3 separate regions of the Homo sapiens genome follow, and regions 2 and 3 are each linked to region 1. Evidence: chromatin contacts called from ENCODE Hi-C or POLR2A ChIA-PET data. All regions are on one chromosome and are shown on one strand. Each heading gives the region's core, a stretch centred on a gene start or an enhancer-like site at or near the end of the contact. The rest is flanking DNA. Distances are from core to core; before and after follow the strand shown.

Evidence for each region. Hi-C counts contacts between places; a loop is a spot of excess contacts on that map. ChIA-PET counts read pairs that join two places held with the same protein, here RNA polymerase II (POLR2A). Pooled maps may share reads with other maps.
Region 2: a map of OCI-LY7 shows a loop between it and region 1 (11-fold over the local background). The contact joins the promoter of SMG1 here to the enhancer-like site in region 1. A Hi-C loop is called at or near these places in 1 of 168 maps with a recorded cell type or tissue (OCI-LY7) and 2 of 50 pooled maps. POLR2A ChIA-PET finds 5 or more read pairs at or near these places in 1 of 52 experiments (B cell).
Region 3: a loop to region 1 is called in a pooled map, with 10 times the contacts of the local background. The contact joins two enhancer-like sites. A Hi-C loop is called at or near these places in 1 of 37 single-sample maps with no recorded cell type and 2 of 50 pooled maps. POLR2A ChIA-PET finds 5 or more read pairs at or near these places in 1 of 52 experiments (activated T-cell).

The regions. Positions count from the first base shown.
Region 1 is chr16:17,299,625-17,304,347 of GRCh38, forward strand. The region is part of intron 2 of XYLT1 (xylosyltransferase 1); the gene reads right to left. Among named protein-coding and RNA genes, the nearest start is that of XYLT1, 170 kb to the right of the region's middle. RefSeq lists a silencer at 3,790-3,859. Within about 2 kb of position 2,072, at least 9 of the 41 ENCODE cell types and tissues checked have a DNase peak (open chromatin) inside an H3K27ac peak, as active enhancers do; they include B cell and OCI-LY7, where a contact is called at or near this core.
Region 2 is chr16:18,924,236-18,928,958 of GRCh38, forward strand. It overlaps SMG1 (SMG1 nonsense mediated mRNA decay associated PI3K related kinase), which reads right to left and starts at 2,173. Exons shown (of 63, transcript NM_015092.5): 1 at 1,715-2,173. The coding sequence starts at 1,806. It overlaps SMG1-DT (SMG1 divergent transcript), which reads left to right and starts at 1,952. Exons shown (of 2, transcript XR_001752094.2): 1 at 1,952-2,039. RefSeq lists silencers at 1,395-1,984, 2,015-2,354 and enhancers at 2,040-2,652, 2,653-3,266.
Region 3 is chr16:18,764,805-18,769,527 of GRCh38, forward strand. No RefSeq gene overlaps it. Among named protein-coding and RNA genes, the nearest start is that of RPS15A, 23 kb to the right of the region's middle. Within about 2 kb of position 2,612, at least 2 of the 41 ENCODE cell types and tissues checked have a DNase peak (open chromatin) inside an H3K27ac peak, as active enhancers do.

The DNA.
Region 1 (4,723 bases), core at 822-3,321:
TTGACTCTGCCATAGAGACTTACCAGCAAGCTTTAGGAGAAGAGAGGCTTTTTGTCCCCTGCAGAATTGAATGGGGGCCACTCATGCTAGATTTCCCTAACTGCCAGAACATAGCTCTTATATAATGAAGGCCCAGGAAGGTCTGCAGAATGAGACTGGTTCGAGTTCTTAGAGAAAAGTTTCAGAAAGACGAGGGACACAGGAAGGATTCTGCTTTTCCCCCATCCTGGTGGACATGAAGGACCCAGGATAAGCTATGATGCTGCTTTATTAACGACCCTTTTTCAAAGCACTGACCCCGGCAGCAGGAATGGAATCTGGCCGCCTAGGCTTTCTGTTAATGAGATGAGAACTGAAGTTCAAAAATAAACTGTGGGAAGCCTGGTAGGGAAATACCAGATGACAAGAGGATAATCTGGTGACCAAAGGCATAAAAGGTGGCGGGGGTGGGGAGCCCACAGCTAAATCAATAACCAGGTCGGGAGGAATTTGGGGGTCAAAAGAGTGGCTTAGCTGTTAAGAACATGGTGAAAACTGACCTTGGATGGCTCCGTAAGAATCTTAGCTTTGTGGAGATATTTTTGTGCCTCTGACAAAATGCTATCTTTTAAGAAGTGTGCACAGACTTCATTTCTAGGCATGTAACCTTCACATTTAACTTGCATTTAAGCAAAATGATATGCGTGTAGGGAGGATTGCTATGGCGAGTTTTTAATTGCCAAAGACTAGAAACCACTTCAGCCTCAGCAGTTGTGGTATGGTTAAATAAACCATGCTATGTGAATGCAAATGCAAAATAATGCAGCTATTTCTTTCTTTCATTCTTTCTTTTTTTTTTTTTTTTTTTTTTGAGATGGAGTCTTGTTCTGTTACCCAGTCTGGAGTGCAGCGGCACGATCTCGGCTCACTGAAACTGCTGCCTCCTGGGTTCAAGTGATTCTCCTGCCTTAGCCTCCCGAGTGGCTGGGGTTACAGGCACCTGCCACCATACCTGGCTAATTTTCATGTTTTTAGTAGTGACGGGGTTTCATCACCACCTTGGCCACGCTGGTCTGGAACTCCTGGGCTCAGATGACTGCCCACCTTAGCCTCCCAAAGTGCTGGAGTTACAGATGTGAACCACCGCGCCCAGCCTAATGCAGCTATTAAAAAGAATGGGGGCCATGATATATATACTGAACCAGAACAATCGATGAGCTAGATAGGTAAGCGACAAAAGCAAGACACAAAATAACACGTACAGTTTGCTGCTATAAGTTAGACTGTGCTTTAAGCACCGTCTAGAGCAATCCATAAGACAATTCAGATCCTTTCTCATTAGCTGTGCAACTCTGGGTATGTTACTTTACCTCTCTGGGCCTCCGTTCCTTTCTCTCTCAACTAGAGCTTTAATAGGAGTTAGTTTGTATATCTAAAGCACATATTCTCAATAGGGATGACTGTCACCCCCACCAAGCAAGCAAAATTTGGGGGAGTATATGTGTGTGAGAAAAAAAAAATCTTAGGCTGGGCACAGTGGCTCATACTTATAATCCCAGCACTTCGGGAGGCTGAGGCGGGTGGATTAGTTGAGGTTGGGAGTTTGAGACCAGCCTGGCCAACATGGTGAAACTCTGTCTCTACTACAAATATAAAATTAGCCAGGCATGGTGGCGGGCGCCTATAATCCCAGCTACTCAGGAAGCTGAGGCACGAAAATCCCTTGAACTCAGGAGGCAGTGGTTGCACTGAGCCAAGATTGCACCACTGTACTCCAGCCTGGGCAACACAACACAACTCTGTCTCAAAATAATAATAATAGTCTTAGATATTGCAATGGTCAGCCGTCCCCCAAAGCTCAACCCTATCTGATAAAATCTTTTCCCACAGTATTTAATTTCTCTCACAAGGGAGAATTTATATTAAATTAAATTTTTCTTCTTGGGAGGGTGATAATGAAAGAAAGTAATGCTTGAGTAATACTGAGCTAAAGTACTCAGAACAGCGTGAAGCAGATGGGGTGACATTTACCTTGCAATGTCGCTGCCAAGTTTAAATACAATAATAGATGCAAAGGCCACAGTGCGAAGGCGTTTCATCAGACTCCACCGCAACAACAGGTGGCGAATGCTAATATCAACTCTCACTTCTTAGATGAAGACTCGGAGGTTTACAAAAGTGGAAAGACTAGGCCAGAGGTCAGCATCTGAGCTGGAATTTTCACCTGGTCTCTCTCTCAGACTAAGAGCTTCCTCTTTATGCTCCAGTGGTGCTTGGAGACCACATGGTCTGTTTGTTCTGGTAGCTTCCCTAAAATACATGTCAGGGCTCGGCACAGTGGCTCATGCCTGTAATCTCAGCACTTTGGGAGGCCAAGGTGGGCGGATCATTTGAGGTCAGAAGTTCAAGACCAATCTGGCCAACATGGTGAAACCCCATCTCTACTAAAAATGCAAAAATTAGCCAGGCGTGGTGGCATACACCCTAGCTACTCAGGAGGCTAAGATGGGAGAATTGCTTGAACCCACCAGGTGGATGTTGCAGTGAGCCAAGATTGTGCCACTGCACTCCAGCCTGGGTGACAGAGCAAGACTCGATCTCAAAATACTACTACTACTACTACTACTAATAATAATAATAATAAAAAAATACATGTCGAGGTCAACCCAGGCCCAGGTACCAGGATGTGTCCTTACTCTGCTGAGTATCAGCATAAGATGTCGAGTCTAGACCAGGGGACACCGTCGTAGCAGACAGCCATGAATACCTCATCCTGTCTGCTGTTAGCAAGCTGCAAAGCCTGCTGGTCCTTCCTCTTCCTCCTCTTGTGAGGCCCTCTGGAGAAATTTCCATCTGAACTGAGCACTGAGAACAGATCCACCTGCCATGAGCAATGGCCTGTGTCAATTATTTGGATACAGGGCAGTGGAAGGGACAGATTTGTTTTCCTTGATGGCAGCCAGAAAGCTCTTTGTCAAATCTCCAGTTCCCCACCATGGTGTAGGTGTTAATACCTATTCCAGCTCCAAGGTATGATGGTCCTATGGTTGTGTTTCCTTTCTTTGTCTCAGTTTTAATTTTTGCAGTCTTATTTTGTTTAGTACACCCATGCAGACTGCCATAAACCCTTCCTGAAAGAGGGATGGGTGTAAAGAGATGAATCAACAAACCACAGAACTTCAAAAGGTTCCAGAAAAAAGCCACCACTGGCACAATAACGGGTTACTCAATCCCCCAAGGCTTTTGAGGAAGACTAGGGAAGGAAGGGGTTGACCTTGGGTCTAGAATGGGTGAGGGGGAGAGAAAAGAGAAAGCGAGAGAGAGCTAGCAAGTGAGCACACATGTGACCGTGAGCTTAATGCAAGGGGATAAGCTGGGGTAGGGTTGGCAGTATGGGTAGGGAAGGGGAGTACATGGGAAAGGAAAGGGGAGGACTGGAGCTTCAGTCGTGATGGATCTTGAAAGACAGACCACTCACTGATTCCTTGGTTTACTCATTCATTCATTCAAGAACTACCATGTGCAAAGAATTGGGCTCCCTGCATGAGATACAATGATGTAAAAAATAATGACGTGGTTCCTGCCCTCATGGAAATCATATTTAGTTCAGGGGTTGGCAAACTACAGCTTTAAGACCAAATCTGGCCTGCAATCCTCTTTTGCGAACCAAAGTTTTATTGGTACACAACCACTCCCGTTCATTTGCATATTATCTACAGCTACTGTACAGCCACGCTGGCAGAACTGCTTAGCGGTGACAGAGCCCATGTGGCCAGCAAAGGCTCAGATATTTACTAATCTATCTGGTCCTCTACAGACAGTTTGCACACTTCTGCTTTAGCTGCTATTACTGTTGCTGTTGCATATTATTTGTGAGCATATAAAAATGTTTCCAATAAACAAAGAGACATGTTGATGCCCCCGTGAGTCCCCAGTTTTCTCTGCCATAAAACTGGCATAAGAGGGCCATTGTGAGGGTTCTAGGAAAAGCTCTAAGAAATAAGCCCAGAACACAGACACCTACAATCCTTTTACATTTTCATTACTAATGATATTACAATGGCTGGGAGTAAGAGGAGGAATCATTTCACGCCACATGTCTGTCTTTAAAACACATTCAGCCTTTTCACTCTGATTCTAGAAACAGGTATGATTAGTTGATCAATGGGACCTCAATCTAGACAATCCAGGCATTTGACCACATTCTCCTGATTTTTCAGATGAAGATTTTTTTTCCCATCATTTTGACATTTCTGGAACTGAGGCTTATCTTATAAACACTGTGTACATATGATTTATTAATTTGTATTTGTTAAGAGCAAATGATGTGGCAGACACACAAGATACAGGAACAAAATACATATGTGAGCAATGCATGTGTGTATATACATGTGCGTGTGTGTGTGTGTGTGTACAGGTGCATGCAGATATATATGATAGTTCATAAGACATCAATTTATGCTAACGTTGGAAGGTAAGAAGGCATAATTTATGCTTATGTTGGAAGGTAAGAAGGCAGTAACACCTTAAAGTCTGTCAGTTGGTAATAACCATCGTGGTGAAGGGAAAAAAAAGTAGATCAGAGGAACAGAGGAGAGCAGCAGTTTGCAATTTTCAGAGCAATGGCTGGGATAGCATTCCTCCCAAAATGACCTTTGATCAAAGACCAGAGGCAGGTGAGGAGCAGATGTGCTGGAATTCTGGCTTCAGGCACAGGTAAGGGCAGGTGCAAAGATGACTATCT
Region 2 (4,723 bases), core at 923-3,422, 1.6 Mb after region 1:
TAGCTCATGTACATATTCCATAACTACATAAGCCATTTGGCTTCATACCTGTCAGCAATGAAGTCAGCTGGCCCTAGCACGTGGCTGCGACTCTTCTCTATTTATTTAGAACTACCAACTACAATTTACACTTTTCCAAAAGCTGTAGGACTATTTGGGAAGGGCACTTTATTCTTCTAAAAGGTTACTAAATTCTCTTATATACTTATACTGATCACAATACTGAAAAATAATAGAAAATCCATTGTCATTTATTTACCACCTAATTTGTTAGATGCCAGAAAATCAAATTTCACACATTTCAATAAAAAGGCAAAACTAAGCATGTCAATCATAGAAAAAAATACTTAATCAACTAATTTTATTTAAAGCACTCACAAACTCTTAAGTGGTACAAGACAAGTCAACGCTGTTTATCGAACAATATTTTTTTTTTTACGACTAAACATCTCAATTCTAGACTCAGGCACTAATTATTAAAGTCATCTAGTTATATACACCAATTCTCAACAGACACAGTATTTGGAAAGGCATATTAAATAGACTAAGATGTGTACCACCTATTAGCCAAAGATAATTTTATTGATTTTTCTAACGAGTCTTCAAATGTTACATTCTAACATCTTAGCAAATTATTTCCAAATACTGCTGGAATTACATGTAACTATCAGGAAACAAAAGGGCTTCCCAACAACTTGCGCGTTCTACATTATTTGGCCAGTTTCTGGACAATTATAACAATTGTGCTCCAAAGTAGGAGAGTTCCATGAATCAATTACCCCTAAAATATATTTCTGTATATTTAAGGAGTTCTAAGCATTGGGTTAAATTCCAAACAGACTCTGAATACAAGCATTTATTAAGAGAGATTAGAATAAATCAGTCCTAAATTAGGCACAGCTGCCCTCCCATTGATCAAAAAGACAGGAAACTACATTTATTTAAAAAGTTAATGTTCCTAATATATTCAAATCTCACTAAGCCCCAAAACGGTCTGAGATCAAATCCTCCATAAATGAGGAAATTCTCTAGACTTCTAAGTGGGTGCCCAAAGAGTTCACTCAAGTGTCCAGGTATGAATTACGATTCACCAGAGTAACCGGCCTTGCACTTAGGGAAAACTTCCATCGCCCAAGACCAGCGTGGGTCGATCCCATCAACAGTCACACAATCTCATCTCATGCTCCACTAATGAATGTTCTGCCTAGAGTCAGAGCAATGCCTTAGCTGGAGTTTTGTTTTGTTTTTTTCAATATTAACACGTGGGGGTCACAGAAAGGAACAGAGGTTAGAAGAGCTCTCACGTGGCGGCTGAAAGAGTGGGGAACCGAGAAAGTGAATGAGTAACAGGGAGGGTCCTGGACTCTCAGCATCTCCCAACTCGGGGTCAGGGGGAGGCTGTAACTGGAATGCCCCCCACCCCCACCCCCGCCTCTTTCTCACCTCCTGGTCCCGACCCCAGGCCAGTGCCACCGCCGGGAGCCCCGGGTCTCGGCTCCAGCCCCGGGCTGAACAAGCAGGGAGGGGAGGCACTTAGGCCTCGCCTCCCCGCGGCCTTCCTCCCCCAGCCGGGGCGGAGGAGACCCAGGAAGCCGCGCCCGGCTCCGAGGGGTGGAGGGCCTAGGCCGCGCCTCCCAGCCCCGCGGCCCTAGGCCTCGGCCCGCCCGAGGCGGAGCCCGGGAGGTCGGGGCGGGGTCCCGGGCCGGTCACCCACCTGGGTTGCCAGTCATTCCAGCTCCGCGGATACTTGGTGCCGCCGCCGCCGCCGCCGCTGCTCAGCCGAGACCCCGGGGCTCTGCGGCTCATTACCTTCCCCGACACGACATGGCCAAGCGCCGCCGCCCAAAGAAGCGCGAGTCGCCGCCCGAACCGGCCGCCGCCGACACCCCGCTCCGGCCCGGGGCTGAGGAGGAAGCCGAGAAGGAGGAGGAGGAGGAGGAGGAGGAGAAGGAGGAGGCGGCGGAGGGCGGGGGAAGAGGACGGCCGTTCCGGGTTCCGCCTGAGCCCGCAGCGCAGGACGAGGAGGCGGGAGCGGCGCGGTGAGAGAGAGGCGGATGAAGGGGAGGCGACGTCTTTTCCAGGGCCGTGCGCGGCCCACGTCGCCGGGGCCCCGGAGGACGAGGACGACGAGGAGCAGGCGGTGGCGGCAGCTCCTCACGCTCACACGGCCACTGCTTCCCCGCCTCCCGGCTCCGCCCGCCGCGCCGCCGCTGTCGCACGGCATGCTGGGAGCGAGGGGCGGGGTTGGCGCCCGCCGGGCCTGGGGAGAGAGGCGGGTCCTGTCGGCGGGGCGGAGCCGAGAGAGGCGGGGTCGATAGCAGGCCGCCCCGCCCCCCACGTCCCCAGGCCCTTGGGCGGCGAAGAGGTCTGGGCGTAGCGGTGACGAATCCTAAGACAGGGGATCTCCACTACTGCGGCCACACACTTTTCTCCCAAACGCTTCCCGGAAAGCACCGGAGGGCCGGGCAGTCAGGTGTAAACAGGCGTCCAATCAAGGACCTGCGGTGTGGGTGGGGGCTGGTGCCCTGCGGTGCGCGCGCACACAGGCGTGCCCTTGGATTCACGTGCGCCAGTTTTCCCACTTTCTACGGGGTGGGGTGGAAAGTGAAAATAGTAAGATCGAGAGGTGGATATCCACCTTCCCAACCTCCACCTGAAATGTGCCCATCGAGTCCTGGCACCTTTTACCATTTCTTCACAATGAAAAAAACTAAACGATGGAAGGGAAGGGAGTACCCACGATCACCAAACCCTGTCCTCTGCAATGTGAAATGTGCTTTGAAGTCCTTTCACCCTGAGGCTTGCCCGCCTTCTGCTGGTGAAAGAAGCTGGGGGCTAGGCGCGGTGGATCACGCCTGTAATCCCAGCACTTTCGGAGGCCGAGGTGGGCGGATCGTCTGAGGTGAGGAGTTCCCGACCAGCCTAGCCAACATGGAGAAACCCCGCCTCTACTAAAAATACAAAAATTAGCCGGGCATGGTGGAGGGCGCCTGTAATCCCAGCTACTTGGGAGGCTGAGGCAGGGGAATCGCTTGAACCCAGCAGGCCGAGGTTGCAGTGAGCCGAGATCAGACCATTGCAGTCCAGCCTGGACAACAAGAGTGAAACTCTGTCTCAAAAAAATAAAAGAGAGAGAGAAAGGAGGGAGGGAAGAAAAAGGAAGGAAGGAAGGGAGGAAGGAAGGAAAGGAAAGGAAAGGAAAGGAAAAAAGAAAAGAAAGAGAGAAGGCCGGGCGTGGTGGATCACGTCTGTAATCCCAGCACTTTGGGAGGCCGAGGCGGGCGGATCACGAGGTCAGGAGATCGAGACCATCCTGGCTAACACGGTGAAACCCCGTCTCTACTAAAAATACAAAAAATTAGCCGGGCGTGGTGGCGGGTGCCTGTAGTCCCAGCTACTCCTGAGGCTGAGGCAGGAGAATGGCGTGAACCCGGGAAGCGGAGCTCACAGTGAGCAGAGATGGCTCCACTGCACTCCAGCGTGGGCGACAGAGCAAGACTCTGTCTCAAAAAGAAAAAAAAAACAAAGCAGCAGCTGGGTAGAGGAGACGTACCCGACCGTCTACCCCATGACGTGTCCCATGCCCCAGGGAAAAAAGTTCCCTAAAGCATCTGATGCATAACGTGAATGCACACACGTTTTTTAAAAGTTGGGCCAGGATGCTCCTTAAACGAGTGTCTAAACCGTATCTGCATAAGGAGTCATAACCTATCATTTTATGTTGCAAAGAAAACGTCTTTATATATCGCTTGTGCAAATAAATATTGTTACCAAAAGTACTTGAAGATTACGAGGAGTTGACCCCTTCACACACATGCATATCCCCTCCACCTTGGGCTCCTTGCTTATGGCCACCAATCCCTCACTAAGGGAGGATCCTGCCAGTTCTAAATGATGGGGACTACAAAAATTACAAAAATTAGCTGGCGTGGTAGCGCGTGCCTGTGGTCCCAGGAACTCAGGAGGGTGAGGCAGGAGGATGACTTGAGTCCAGCGGGTGGAGGCTGCAGTGACCTATGATCCCGCCACTGCACTCCAGCCTGGGCTGCGGAGGGTAGGGAGGGAGGGAGGGAGGAGAAGAAAAAGAAAAGGAGGGGCACCATGGATGGCTGACTCCTGTAATCCCAGCACTTTGGGAGGCCGAGGTGGGTGGATCATTTGAGGTCAGGAGACCAGCCTGACAAACATGGTGAAACCCCATCTCTACAAAAAAATACAAAAATTAGCCAGGCATGGTGGCGCACGCCTGTAGTCCCAGCTATTCGGGGAAGCTGAGGCATGAGGATTGCTTGAACCCGGGAGCCAGAGGTTGCAGTGAGCCGAGATCATGCCACTGAACTCCAGCCTGGGTGACAGAGCAAGACTGTCTCCAAAAAAAAAAAAATCATTTAGGTGAAGTGATTCATGCCTGTAATTCCAGTGATGGGAGGCTGAGACTGGAAGATCCTTGAGCCTGGGAGTTATAGGCCAGCCTGAGCAACATAGTGAGACCCCCATCTCTACAAAAATTATTAAAATTTTTTTTCAGACACAGTTTCACTCTTGTGGCCCAGGCTGGAGTGCAATGGTGCGATCTCAGCTCACTGCAACCTCTGCCTTCCAGGTTCAAGCGAGTCTCCTGCCTTAGCCTCCCAAGTAGCTAAGATTACAGGCACATGCCACCATGCCCGGCTAATTTTGTGTAAAAATTTAAAATTTTTTTACATTAGACAAGTTAGAAATT
Region 3 (4,723 bases), core at 1,362-3,861, 1.5 Mb after region 1:
CATCATGTTCACCAGGCTGCTCTCAAACTCCTAACCTCAGGTGATCCACCCGCCTCAGCCTCCCAAAGTGCTGGGATTACAGGCGTGAGCCACTGCATCTGGCCCAGGATGGCTATTTTCAAAGAAGCAAAAAGATAACAAATGCTGGCCAAGACGTAGAGATCTTTCACTGTACTTCTGACAAAAAAAGGGTTGTTATTTGTGTGTGTGTGATTTTTCTTCCCTGAGCAGCCCAGGCAGAGCACACTGGGCCCTGTGCACTGTCCTGTTACCTTCACATTTTGTCTCCACTGACTCCAGGCCCAACCCCTACTAGAGCTGCAGCTGTGCCTGTGCCCAAAGTCAATAGACTGAAGAGCAGAAAGAGGGAGTGGACTCTTACCCCATGGCTGGCGGACATTAAGATTTATCTCTAGGCCAGGCACAGTGGCTCACACCTGTAATCCCAGCACTTTGGGAGGCCAAGGCAGGCAGATCACCTGAGGTCACGAGTTCGAGACCAGCCTGGCCGACATGGTAAAACCTCCCATTTACTAAAAATATTTTTTAAATTAGCCATTTACTAAAATATTTTTTAAATTAGGTGTGGTGGTGCATGTCTGTAGTCCCAGCTTCTTGGAAGGCTGAGGCAGGAGAATAGCTTGAACCTGGAAGGCAGAGGTTGTAGTGAGTGGAGATCGCACCACTGCACACCAGCCTGCGCAACAGAGCGAGACTCCATCTCGAAAAAAAAAAAAAAAGAAAGAAGAAAAAGATTCATCTCTAGCTTGCAAAGCCAAAGTCTGCCAACTGCCATTGAGAAGCCCCTAATCCATGAATGAGGGGCTTTAGCTTCCTTCATAGCCAGACAAGGACAGAGGAAACAGAAGAGAGGAGACGGATCAACTACCCAGAGAAGCCAGAAAACCCTCTGCCAGGGAAAATACCACTTGTAAAAATAAGAGGATTATTTGGCTGTGAAATTTGCTTAATAATTGAATAGAAAACTTATTTTGATTCCCCAGGAAAAACCCAGACATTAAGTAATGTAAATTCCTGTTCAGCCAGGAGCCAAATAAGCAGAAAATATGAATTATTAGAGTCCTCCCCAATGCCAGACCCACATTCTATTTCACAGGAAATAAACAAAGAAAAAAATTCTCTGACATGGGGATTTTTCTCTAACCAGCAAACTGTCAGAATGGGTTGGGGAGGGAACTGCCCGCATTTTCCCATCCTCCTTCCCCTCTCTCTCTCTATACCACGGCCCCTCAGAATCACTCACAGAGGACTAATCATATTCCTTGTGTCCATTTGTGAATCACTTGGATCCTCCAAGGGCTGGCGGAGGAGTGGCTCATGACCAGTCAATGTCATGAATAAGTGATCAATGTCCCAGAAGGGGGAAGCCATCAAGAAGCTGAGAATGGGCCGGGCGCGGTGGCTCACACCTGTAATCCCAGCACATCGGGAGGCCGAGGCGGGCAGATCACCTGAGGTCAGGAGTTCAAAACCAGCCTGGCCAACATGGGGAAACCCCGTCTCTACTAAAAATACAAAAATTAGCTGGGCATGGTGGCGGGCACCTGTAATCCCAGCTACTCAGGAGACTGACACAGGAGAATCGCTTGAATCTGGGAGGCGGAGGTTGCAGGGAGCCACAATCATGCCATTGGACTCCAGCCTGGGTGACAAGAGTGAAACTCTGTCTCAAAAAAGTAAAATAAAATACAATAACAAAAACAATAAATAAACAGAGAATGGGGTCAGCTCACCCAGCCGCATGTGGAAGCAGGCCAGGGCAGGATGAGGGACGGCTTGAGCAAATTTTACCTTTCACATGGTACAAAAGTGTTTTTATTTGTTCCAAGTAAATATCCAAGAGTTCAAAAAATAGTTGCAAAACATGATGTTCCCCACTCTCCTTTAAAAGTGATTAAGGCCAGGCACGTAATCCCAGCACTTTGGGATTAAGGCTCACGCCTGTAATCCCAGCACTTTGGGAGGCTGAGGCAGGCGGATCATGAGGTCAAGAGATCGAGACCATCTTGGCCAACATGGTGAAACCCCGTCTCTACTAAAAATACAAAAATTAGCTGGGTGTGGTGGCGTGCACCTGTAGTCCCAGCTACTTGGGAGGCTGAGGCAGGAGAATCATTTGAACCCAGGAGGCAGAGCTTGCAGTGAGCCGAGATCGCGCCATTGCATTCCAACTTGGGTGACAGAGCAAGACTCCATATCAAAAAAACAAAAAACAAAAAACAACAACAACAAGTGACTGATTAGCCAGGCGCAGTGGCTCATGCCTGTACTCTCAGCCTTTTGGGAGGCTGAGGCAGGATGACTGCTTGAGTCCAGGAGTTTGAGAACAGCTTGGGCAAGATGGTGAGACCTCATCTCTACAAAAAATAAAAAAAAAAATATTAAAAAATAGCTGGGCGTGGTGGCACATGCTGTGGTTCCAGCTACACAAGAAGCTGAGGTGGGAGGATCGCTTGAGCCCAGGAGGTGGAGGCTACAGTGAGCTGTGTTCTCACCACTGCCTTCCTGCCTGGGTGACAAAGCGAGAACCTGTCTCAAAAAAAATTTTTTTCATGAAAAAAACAGTGGCTGATTATACAAGCACATGTGATGTTAGAGAGTTAGCGAAAGTCCCACCTGTTTGTTTGGGTTCTGAAACTGATAGCAGCTGTTAGGATTTTCTGAACATTGATCCTGTGCCAGACACTGAACTAAACACTGAGCATGTTCACGCGTTTAATCCTCATGATAAGCCCATGAAGCCAATGCAGTGACTAAGACCGAAGCCAGGGTTTGAATCTGCCTCCTCCACACACTAGCTGTATGATCAAGTGACTTGACTTCTCTATGCCTCAGTTTCCTCTTCTATAAAATAGGTATAAAAATAGTACCCATCTTGGCTGGGAGCTGTGGCTGACGCCTATAATCCCAGCACTTTGGGAGGCTGAGGCGGGTGGATCACGAGGTCAAGAGATCAAGACCATCTTGGCTAACATGGTGAAACCCTGTCTCTACTGAAAATACAAAAATTAGCTGGTATGTGCCTGTAGTCCCAGCTACTCAGGAGGCTGAGGCAGGAGAATTGCTTGAACCCAGGAGGCAGAAGTTGCAGTGAACCCAGATTGCGCCACTGCACTCTAGCCTGGCAACAGAGCGAGACTCCATCTAAAAAAAAAAACAAAAAAACAAAAACAAATAGTACTCATCTTGTAAAACTGCTATGAAAATTATACGAGTTATATGAACAATATCTGGAACATAGTATGTGCCATAGAAGTATGGCATCATCTTTATCATCATCGTCATCATCACCACAGGCGAGATAACTGAAGCTCAAAGAAAGAAGGCTACACTATTTCCCCACAGTCCAGTTGACTCTCAGGCTCATCCTCAAGCCCTCCTTCCCCACATTCTTACGCACATGGTTGCTAGGCTGCATTCTTCAAGCCCCGTCCCTTGGATGCCTTGGGAAGTTGGAACATCACCTCTTCGCTCTGCTTTTGGAGCCATCGTGCTGGAAGGACAGCAGGCGTGGACCTCCTCTCCCTAGGCACCTACCCACCACCCGCAATGCAACCTCTTCACCTGGCACGAGGCACTCCTAGGAGCTCTCTCCAGCTTCCTCTTGCCATATTGTGTGCTTTTCGAAGAGGACGCAGACATGCAACCCCATCCCACAGCAGCCCACAACTTAAACAACAAAAGAGAACGCATCAAGCAGTGGTTTCTCCGTGTCTTTCACCACACCTGGGCACACTAACTCAGAACACATGCCCATCCACTCAGTCCCAAAGACACGACTCTTTTTTTTTTTTTTTAACTCTGTGCCTATGCTTACCCAAAGACAATACCGTTCTTCTTTCTTTTTTTTTTGTTTTAAACAAAAAAAAAAAGACAAAGTCTCGTTCTGTCGCCCAGGCTGGAGTGCAGTGGTGCCATCTCGGCTCGCTGCAGCCTCTGCATCCCTGGGCTGAAGCGATTCTCCTGCCTCAGCCTCTCGAGTAGCTGGGATTACAGGCGTGCACCACCACACCTGGCTAATTTTTGTTTTTTGTTTCTTTAGGTTTTTTATTTTTATTTATTTATTTATTTATTTTTTTCTTGAGACAGAGTCTCACTCTGTCCCCGAGGCCAGAGTGCAATGGCATGATCTCAGCTCACTGCAACCTCTGCCTCCCAGGTTCAAGCGATTCTCCTGCCTCAGCCTCCCAAGTAGCTGGGAATACAGGCATGCACCACCACGCCCAGTTTTTGTTTTGTTTGTTTTTTTTTGTTTGTTTTATTTTTTGGTATTTTTAGTAGAGACGGGGTTTCCCATGTTGACCAGGCTAGTCTTGAACTCCTGACCTCAGGTGATCCACCAGCCTCAGCCTCCAAAAAGGCTGGGATTACAGGAGCGAGCCACACAGCACCCCACCTAATTTTTGTATTTTTAGTAGAGACAGGGTTTCACCATGTTGGCCAGGCTGGTCTCGAACTCCTGATCTCAGGTGATCCACTTGCCTTGGCCTCCCAAAGTGCTGGGATTACAGGTGGGAGCCACCATGCCCAGCAAAGACTGTTCTTCCTAGTGAAGAAAGGAGACAGGAGAAAGATATCTGCTAACTCAAGATAATTTTGGTTTGCTCTTCCTCTGTGCCATTGTTCCCATTCCCGCAAACCCCATCACAAGGAGGAAAAAAAAAAAAAAAAAAAGAAAGGAAGAAAATTTTGACTGCTAGAA